Regions from separate parts of the Homo sapiens genome. Here regions 1 and 3 are each linked to region 2. The links are chromatin contacts, found by Hi-C or POLR2A ChIA-PET in ENCODE. All regions are on one chromosome and are shown on one strand. Each heading gives the region's core, a stretch centred on a gene start or an enhancer-like site at or near the end of the contact. The rest is flanking DNA. Distances are from core to core; before and after follow the strand shown.

The links. Hi-C counts contacts between places; a loop is a spot of excess contacts on that map. ChIA-PET counts read pairs that join two places held with the same protein, here RNA polymerase II (POLR2A). Pooled maps may share reads with other maps.
Region 1: a pooled map shows a loop between it and region 2 (2.6-fold over the local background). The contact joins the enhancer-like site here to the promoter of ABRAXAS1 in region 2. A Hi-C loop is called at or near these places in 1 of 50 pooled maps. POLR2A ChIA-PET finds 5 or more read pairs at or near these places in 2 of 52 experiments (GM10248 and OCI-LY7).
Region 3: a pooled map shows a loop between it and region 2 (4-fold over the local background). The contact joins the promoter of HPSE here to the promoter of ABRAXAS1 in region 2. A Hi-C loop is called at or near these places in 7 of 50 pooled maps. POLR2A ChIA-PET finds 5 or more read pairs at or near these places in 2 of 52 experiments (WTC11 and activated naive CD4-positive, alpha-beta T cell).

What each region holds. Positions count from the first base shown.
Region 1 is chr4:83,259,143-83,262,329 of GRCh38, forward strand. No RefSeq gene overlaps it. Among named protein-coding and RNA genes, the nearest start is that of COQ2, 24 kb to the right of the region's middle. Within about 2 kb of position 1,574, at least 7 of the 41 ENCODE cell types and tissues checked have a DNase peak (open chromatin) inside an H3K27ac peak, as active enhancers do.
Region 2 is chr4:83,483,403-83,486,494 of GRCh38, forward strand. ABRAXAS1 (abraxas 1, BRCA1 A complex subunit) reads right to left here and starts at 1,698. Exons shown (of 9, transcript NM_139076.3): 1 at 1,584-1,698. The coding sequence starts at 1,670. RefSeq lists a silencer at 1,424-1,913.
Region 3 is chr4:83,333,589-83,336,720 of GRCh38, forward strand. It overlaps HPSE (heparanase), which reads right to left and starts at 1,260. Exons shown (of 12, transcript NM_001098540.3): 1 at 968-1,260. The coding sequence starts at 1,194.

The DNA.
Region 1 (3,187 bases), core at 324-2,823, 220 kb before region 2:
AGAAAGAAAGAGAGAGAGGCCAGGTGCAGTGGCTCATGCCTGTAATCCCAGCACTTTGGGAGGCCAAGGTGGGCAGATCACTTGAGGTCAGGAGGTGGAGACCAGACTGGCCAACATGGTGAAACCCCGTCTCTACTAAAAATACAAAAATTAGCCAGGCATGGTGGCACGTGCCTGTAATCCCAGCTACTGATTCTGAGCTTTTTGAAGATAGAAACTCTAATTAATCTCTGTGTTTGCAGCAACTAGCCTGTGCCTGCACACAGATGTTCAACAAATGTTTGGACTGTCTGAATAATACATATTAATTGGAACAACTATAAAAATGTTAAATGTTACCTTCTCCATGGAAGAGATAGTTCAGTATAAAGCATGAAATCCAAAATCCCATCACAATTAATAACACGATAATCTTGTAAAATGAGAGCACAAGTCTGTCAGATATCAGATCTTGGGGATATAATCAATGAATGAGGCAGCGTACATCAACAACAACAATAACCAAATGGGCAAAGACATGAAGGCAACTCACACAGAAGAAATAAAAATGCTCTATAAACACTTTGAAAAAGATCAACTACTTTAGTAATCACAGAGTTGTGAGTGAAACCACATATTGTTCTTGCCTATGTGTCAAAGTTTTAAAAATAGTATCCTTTCATATTGGCCAAGGTCTGAGAAAGAGGCTCTCATGCACTGCTATTAGCAATGTGTAGCTTTCTGTAGGGTAATTTGAGAAAATGAATCCAAATCCTTTAAAATGTGCCTACCACCATACTCCACCCTCCATACCTACCCTCCAATCCCTGGAAATGTACATGCACATACAAAGACATTCTGCTTCTAGGATTTTTCCTACAGAAATATTCACAGATATGCCCAATGATACAAATCTATTCATGGCCGTACTGCTTGTGAGAAGGAAAAAATGTAAATATTAAAATCCATGATAGGATTAATTAAATTGCAGTACATACATATGATAAAAACCCATGCAGCCAAAAAACATCAATATATTGAAAGAAGCATTAATGACATGGGAAAATATTAAGTGAAAAAAGTAGATTTTACAAAAGAAGTATAGTATAACCTCTGCCTCCCAGGTTCAAGCAATTCTCATGCCTCCCTCACCCTCCTGAGTAGCTGGGATTGATTATAGGTGTGTGCTACCAAGCCTGGCTAATTTTTTTTGTATTTTTAGTAGAGATGGGGTTTCACCATGTTGGCCAGGCTGGTCTCGAACTCCTGACCTCAAGTGATCCACCTGCCTTGGCCTCCCAAAGTGCTGGGATTACAGGCATGAGCCACCATTCCTGGCCTGATTAATTTCTAAAGTTAAAAATTAGTTACTGTATGCCAGCACCTATATTAAATGTGTTGCATAGTCTCTAAATTATACATTAACCCTAAGAAATAGGTGTTACCATTGATACAGGGCAAATGAGCCCCAAAGTGGAGCTTAGTCCACGAGGGTTCTTGGCTTTGCCCAGGAAAGAAGGGCAAAGGGCAAGCCAGAGATAGAATAAAACAGCTTTATCGAAAAGGCAGTGTTACGCTCCAGTGTTGTTAAGAGTTGTGACTGCTCCTACAGAGCAAGGCCACCTGGTGGGCAGACAGCAGCATTACTTATATTCTTATATAGTTTTGATGATATGTACATGAAAATGTTTTTGTAACGTTACCTCACATAGTCAACTTTTTATGTTGTTGAACAGCATTAATAATTTCTTTTTCTTTTTTTTTTTTTGAGACAGCGTCTTGGTCTGTCACCCAGGCTGGAGTTCAGTGGCGCGATCTCAGCTCACTGCAAGCTCCACCTCCCAGGTTCACGCCATTCTCCTGCCTCAGACTCCCAAGTAGCTGGGACTACAGGCGCCCGCCACCATGCCTGGCTATTTTTTTGTATTTTTAGTAGAGACGGGGTTTCGCAGTGTTAGCCAGGATGGTCTCGATCTCCTGACCTCGTGATCCGCCCGCCTCGGCCTCCCAAAGTGCTAGGATTACAGGTGTGAGCCACCGTGACTGGCCAGCATTAATAATTTCTAATGGTTGCACCTAACACCAGGTCTGACAAGTAACTCTAATGTTAGTTCACCCGATGTACAAAAATTACAAATGTTTACTGAGTGCTTACAGTGTGGTATACTGGGGACATTTCAATGAATAAGACAAACAAGGTCCCACTGATCATGAAATCTCCATTCTCGCAAGGGAAGACAGAGAATTTTTAAATCCATGAGAAAGGTATTAGGATTATACCTATTTGAGTATTTGAGCCACCGAGAGGTCAGGGAACTTTCCCAAGAGCAACCAACTGGTAGGCAGGTGTTACAGCAGATTCCAACCCTGGCAAGCTGTCGTCATGATAGCGTTCTTAGTTCCTGCTCCACTGGCACCCAGAGGGTGGAGGGTGTACTTTCAGTTGGAGGAAACATTAGGGTGAGGCCAGATTATAAAAATCAGGTAGAGGCATTAAACAATTTAGCAAAGAAATCCGGGAAGAGGGAGAGGCAGCCCTTGTGATATGGTATATTGGGGATATTTCAATGAATAAGACAAACAAGGTCCCACTTACCATGAAATCTCCATTCGCAGGGGAAGACAGAAAATTTTGAAATGCATGAGAAAGGTATTATGATTATCCCCGAGTGAGCCACAGAGAGGTCAGGGAACTTGCCCAAGATCACCCAACTGATAGGTGTTAAAGCAGATTCCAACCCTGGCAAGCTGTGGCTGTGACTGGCATTCACAGCTCCTGCTCCACTGGCACCCACCAAGTGCTCTGGGAATTCAGAGGACAGGTCAGTTAGAGCTGGAATAGTTGTATTCATTTACTTTTTAGACCCTGTAGCTCCCATCCTATCTCCACCCCCATCATGAAATTGTGGTAGATAATTGTCCACAGTTTAAAAAGTTCTTTCACATGATTTCTATTGAAAAACTCACAGTGACTTTGAAGCAGAAGAGTAGGGCAAGGGCCCTCCTCACTGAATAAATTCCCACGGCAATGCTGGTCATTTCAACTATCACAAACTCCTGGCAATGCTCATTTCAACTCTCCTAGGGACTGACACTCCTGATCTAGATGGATGACTGCTGTGTGTCTTTCCAACTCGAGTTGTCTTAAGTCTGTGATTCTAGAGACTAATAATCTACTTCATCGTTTTTTCTTTTCCAAAAATCTGTT
Region 2 (3,092 bases), core at 448-2,947:
TCCAAGTAGCTGGGTCTACAGGCACGTGCCACCACGCCGGGCTAATTTTTAAAATTTTTTTGTAGACATGAGGTCTCCTTATGTTGCCCACGCTGGTCTTGAACTCCTGGGCTCAAATGATCCTCCTGCCTCCGCGTCCCAAAGTGCTGTGATTACAGAAATATTTTATATTCTTTATAATTAATAATGCTTTTTTCCCCTAAAAGTAAAAAAGGATTATTTCCATAATGTGAGTCTTTACTGGAATCACGCGGGGGGATATCCAGAATCTAGTGTTCTTGATTTTGATACTCAAAAGACGAACTCAGGGAAGGGAAGCAGGGGGGCAATGCAAGTGCAACTAGCCAGAAAAACCACCCTTTAAAGACTTCAGGAAAAAGATCTGAGAAACAGGGGCCTCCCTAGCACTCAGGTACTTCCCAAGGGCTAATCGTTTAAGCTACCGAGGATTTACGGTCCCACTCTATCTACACTACAGGTATTCCAAAATAATTTCCACAGCTACACATATATTTTAAATGGTCATATATTTGTTCTTTATTAGGTATTACTTTGTAAGGTTATCTGAAATTGTATACATAAAACATACCAATTCCAACCTTTATTAGGATTGTGCCAAAGAGCAATTTTGTAATGTTTAGATTTTGTAGAGACCGGGTCTCACTACGTTGTCCCCGATGGTCTCGAACTCGTGGGCTCAGGTGATTCACCCGCCTCGGCTTCCCAAAGGGCTGGAATTACAGGCGTGAGCCACCGCGCCCGACCTATATTAAGGCAATTTTGAGTAAAATAGACGTTATATCTTAAAATGAACTTAGCAGAAATTACTAGGCATTGTTCAGCAGGGTATTCTCCGAACTGTACCACACAGCAGGGAAGTGTATTTCAGATGCTTAGACTTTCTTTCTGCAAGTTACTGAAAGTGCTACAGGACATTAACTACTTCCGAGCTCAACGTTTTACAGCGTTTCTTTAATTTCATAGAACTTTTAGAAAATAGGCAACGTACTTTTAAAAACTGTTTTAACAAATTTAATAACGCAAATAAAAAGATATCTGATATACCAGATTAAGCTGTTCCATCCACTAAGATTTGCCACTGGACGCAACATCTATTTTTATTCCCTTACCATCCTACCATCGCAACAAACACGCACAGACGCTGCTCTGCATGAAAAAGTCCGCCTGGTTTTGCAAACGCCTGTCGGGCGTCGCGAGAAACGGAAAGTTTACCGCAGGCTCCGCAGAGCAGCGGAAAGACGCTCCGTGAACTTTCCATCTTTTCACGCCCAAGTTTCCACAGCTACAGGGGCGCCGAGGAAAGATGGGAGCGTGTGGGACACTTGGGTCGGAAAAGGGAAATAACGGAGGATAGCAGAGGGAGGGCTAATGCTGGAGAAGACTTCGTGGGCACGAGGCACCTCAGGGACCGCTGAGGGGGAGAGAAGGCAGAGCCGCGACCGCAGGGAGGAGGCGCGGCGGCGTCGGGGGAGCGGGCGGGGACCGGAGCAACAGCGGGGAGGCAGGCCGCGCGCAGGGCTCTTCCCAGGCGACGCCGGACCCCGCCCCGTCCCTCGGCTCACCGTGTCCGAGTCCGTGTTGAGGTGCTGGAAAGCGAGTGCGCCGAGCACAAAGCCCGAGAGCACCGCCGACGTACTCTCCCCCTCCATGCTACCGCCGCCTCAGGCTACACAAGAGGACGAGGGCGGGGCGCGCGGAGGCAAGACCCTGTGGTGGCAGCGAGGCGGGGCCCAGCGAGGAGGCGGGGCCTGCGCCGGCGCACGGGCTGCTGCGCGCTCCGCAGAGGGGCGGGGCGAGGGGGCTGAGGGCGGGCGCGGGCGGGTCCCCAGCCGCGCGCTCGGCTCCTCCTTCGCTTCTGCTGCCGGCCTCTCCCGGAAGGCCGCTGCATGTCGGTACCACTGCAGAGGGCTGCGAATTGCTTTTGGTGGCCTGCGCCTGCTGAGCGACCTGTCACAAACATGCAAAGCTATCAAAATGAACACGGTTGACAGGGTCATTTTAAGACAAGCAATGATTACAAGAATAAAAGAGTTGAGTAGCAACATTACGATGCCACAGTGGATATGCCACGGTTTTGGTTTTCAAGCTGCATTTTAGCACCCTTCACTCACTGAAACTTACAGAATACTAATAACCATTTGGGGATTGTCTTTGCTAGAACTCTCTAGCCATGTTCTGTGTCTGTGTGTTTGTGTGTGTGCATGTGTGTGTTCCCTTGCTTTTAGAAAACTTCAGCCTAATTTAAACAATACATGGATATTTAATGTTCTGACAGTTTAATGATAGGCATAATCATAGTAAGCTGGTTCATTTAATGTAAATGGTAAGGTGAGTGGACCAGGGCTTGGCAAATGTATTTTACACACACACACACACACACACACACGTAAAGGTATGTTTCTTAAATGACTGAAAGTAAGCATAATAGCAGACTACTGAATTAGTGTGGCACATTTGTGGGTTTTGTTGTCAAGCAGTTGTCTGTGGCTGCGTAACACACAATACATATGTATATAATTAATGATTATATATTTATTCCCTAGAATTAAGTTTCTTGCCTTCATTTTGTAGGGGTGAAGGGAAAGCTCTGCCCTCTGAAGGTTCACTGGAGTGAACTAACAAAAGAAAAGATGAACAGAAGGAAAAGGGATACGAATTTATTTTATTTTTTATTTTTTTGAGACTGAGTCTCGCTTGGTCACCCAGGCCAGAGTGCAGTGGCACCATCTCAGCTCACTGCAGCCTCCACTTCCCGGGTTCAAGCGATTCTTCTGCCTCAGCCTCCTGAGTAGCTGGGATTACAGGCACGTGCCACCAAGCCCGGCTTATTTATTTATTTTTTTTGTATTTTTATTAGAGACAAGGTTTCACCATGTTGGCCAGGCTGGTTTCGAACTCCTGACCTCGGGTGATCTGCCCCCTTCGGCCTCCCAAAGTGCTGGGATTACAGGCGCTCCCGACTGGCATACAAATTTATTAATGTGCCCTGGAGAAAATCACAGTAGAGTGATTACCCAATAATCCAATGAGGTTCAGATGCTTATGTACACTTTTTCATAAGGGAGAGGGAG
Region 3 (3,132 bases), core at 10-2,509, 150 kb before region 2:
GGATTGTCCCTGTAGCTCCCCATCTTGGAGTCAGCCTGCATTCATGGGGCAGGAGCCCTGAACCTGCATCAGGTTCCTTCTTTCTCAGGTAAGGAAAAAACTTAGAGCTGATAAGGCAGCACCACATTTTGCAGCCCCATTTTGGAGAGACATCTTTTTATTAGGACTTTGTAAGTCACTGCAGTAGTCTCCTAGGTCTCATTTATTGAATATTTAGATTTTTATTCCTGTTCTGTGACGCCCTTTTCATCTGCCTAAAAAAAAAAAAAGAAAAGAAAAAAGAAAAAGAAAAGAAAAGAAAGAGAAATCTTCCTAACACAGTCTTAAATACAGAAGGCTATGCACAATCTTACTTGTCCTACACTGCACAGCAAATCAAGCACTCACAGGCCTTCAGGTGCACCTGCCTGGTTTCCCTCCTCTTGGCTAGGGAAGTACTGGGGCAAGTGGGCAGTTTCTTTTTCAAATTTCCACTTATACCTGACCTTAGGTGGTGCCTATTCAACACTTACAGAATGAATGAAACAAAAAGGCTCATTTAGAGTGGGCGCTAAACAATGTGTACACATGGACTTAGTGGAATAGTAGACACTGGAGACTCCAAAAGGTGGGAGGGTGGGAGAGGGATGAGGGATGAGAAATTACCTATTAGATACAATGTACAACATTCGGGTGACAGTTACACTAAGAGCCCAGATGCCACCACAATGCAATATACCCATGGAACAGAACTGCACTTGTAACCCCTAAATCTATTTTTTAAATGATACCCCCCAAAAAGCAGTTTGGGGTCTGAGAGTAAGGGAGGGAGAGGGAGAATGAGAGGCGGGAAGTGGGGTGGGGAGAGACAGGCGGGGAGGTTCCGGTGTGAAGTTGTTTCCGCGCAAAAGAAGGAGAGCGGCTGGCGGGGCAGACATAGGTGTCAGGAGGACAGGAAAGGGGACAGGACCAGGAGGCTGGCGCTTACCCCAGGAGGATGAGGAACCGCGGGTCCGTGGCCAGGTTGGCGTCAATGGTGACGGACAGGAACGAGGGGCTCACCAGGTGCAGCGGCTCCTGGGTGAAGAAGTCCAGGTCCACGACGTCCTGTGCTTGCGCAGGTCGGGGCAGGGCGCCAGGGGAGAGGGGACCCAGCGGCCCCAGGAGCAGCAGCATCAGCGGCGGCGGCAGCGCAGGCTTCGAGCGCAGCAGCATCTTGGGCTCACCTGGCTGCTCCCCCCGCCAGCTGCCGCGCAGCGGAGAGTCGAGAGCTCTAGCACTTCCTCCCGCCGAGCCCCAGCGCCCTTTTCTCCTTTCCTCCGCCCCGTTACGCCTCCTCACCCCTCCCACTGCGCCCTCCATCCCTCCCACTCCTCTTCTGCATCCCTCCCACTGCTCCCAATCCAACCCCGCCCCGCCTGCCCGGCTCTCTCCTACTTCCTTGCTCGCTTTCCCCTCGGTGGCGGTCACGTTCACTTACGAAATCACCCACACCCACTTGAAGGGTGCGGAGATGGCCGGGATCCAAGCGCCCGGGAGGCCTGGGGAGGAGCGCCCGGGGAGGAGCGCCCGGGGAGCAGCGCTGGGCATCCCGGACCAGGCTTCCTGACGCACGTGTTCTGCGCGCTCTCGTGGGAACCCAGCGTTTCCGACTCCCAGATCCCATTCTGATGGCGCCGGGTATCCCTCTGACCCTCGAGTAAAACCTCCAATGGAGTATTCATCCCTTCCTCTCCCATCTAGCTTATAAACACTTGCTTGTCACTTGAGCCAGCCAAAATCTGATTGTCCTCTGGCCAGGCAGTTTCTCAGGTATTTTACTTTTGCTTGAAAAAATCTGGCCTCAGCATACGCTAAACTGCAGCTGGAAAGAGATCAACCACCCAAAATTCTTTATCAACTTCTCATTAAGACAATATTTAGCAATCTTAAAGGGTTAGTTGCTCCAATGTCTGGAACTCAGGACCTGAAGCCCCCATACAAAGTGTAGAGTACGGACTGCCCCTGAATTTGGAGCCTTTGCCAAATTTCTCCTCTGCGCATTTATCTTTCGCTGTTGGTCAGACTTTTCTTCAGCTTTTCCTTGATGCTTACACTGATGTATAATCATAGCAAGCATCGCACGCTTAGTGCCTACTGTATGCCTGATACAGGTGCTTTACTTGTGTTCTCTTCCCTTCTCACAACCCTGCCAAGTGCATACTGTCCTTGTTTTACACATGCGGACCCAAGCTCTGAGACAGTAACTGGGTGAAGTGTCAGAATCGGGATGTGAAGTGTCAGAATCGGGATGTGAATGCAGTTACAAAACCTCGAGCAGATGGCAGTGTGTTTCAGCTGAAATGTAACTTCCCTCAAGGAAGCTTTCTCTCAATCTCCAGGCAGCTCTCCATGACACACTCTCATAGCATCCTCAATTTGTTAGACACTCTCGTAGCATCCTCAATTTGTTAGACACTCTCGTAGCATCCTCAATTTGTTAGTATTGTGATGTTGCTCAACATTGGCTTCATCTACTAGATTATATGCTCCACCAAAACAGAGATTAAGTTTGTCTCACACGCTATGCTAGCCATAGCTCAGGCATGTGATCATGTTGGTGCTTAGTAAGAGTCTAATAAATATTGGTTGAGTAAGCAAATAACACCAAAACCCTTAGATTTTTCCACTTGAGATTGTACCACCAATAAGGCAACAAATAAAAATAGATTATTTTGAAATGCATATCTAATTTGCATAAATCAGGCCAGGCATGGTATGTGATGCCAGTGATGCCATCATGCCTGTGATGCCAGCATTTTGGGAGGCCAAGGTGGGAGGATTGCTTGAGCCGAGGAATTCAAGAACAGCCTGGGCAACATGATGAAACCCCATCTCTACAAAAAATACAAAAAATTAGCCAGGCGTGGTGGCCCGTGCCTGTGGTTCCAGCTACTGGGGAGGCTGAGGTGGGAGGTTTATTTGAGCCTGGGAGGTGGAGGTTGCAGTGACCCTTAATCACACCACTGCACTCCAGCCTGGGTGACAAAGTGAGACCCTCTCTTAAAATAATAATAATAATTATCATTATTTGCATAGATCTACCTATTCTTAAGCAACTTAAAAGCTAAGCTCATAGTGAGTTTTGCAACTAGAATCAGGTTCATATCCTAC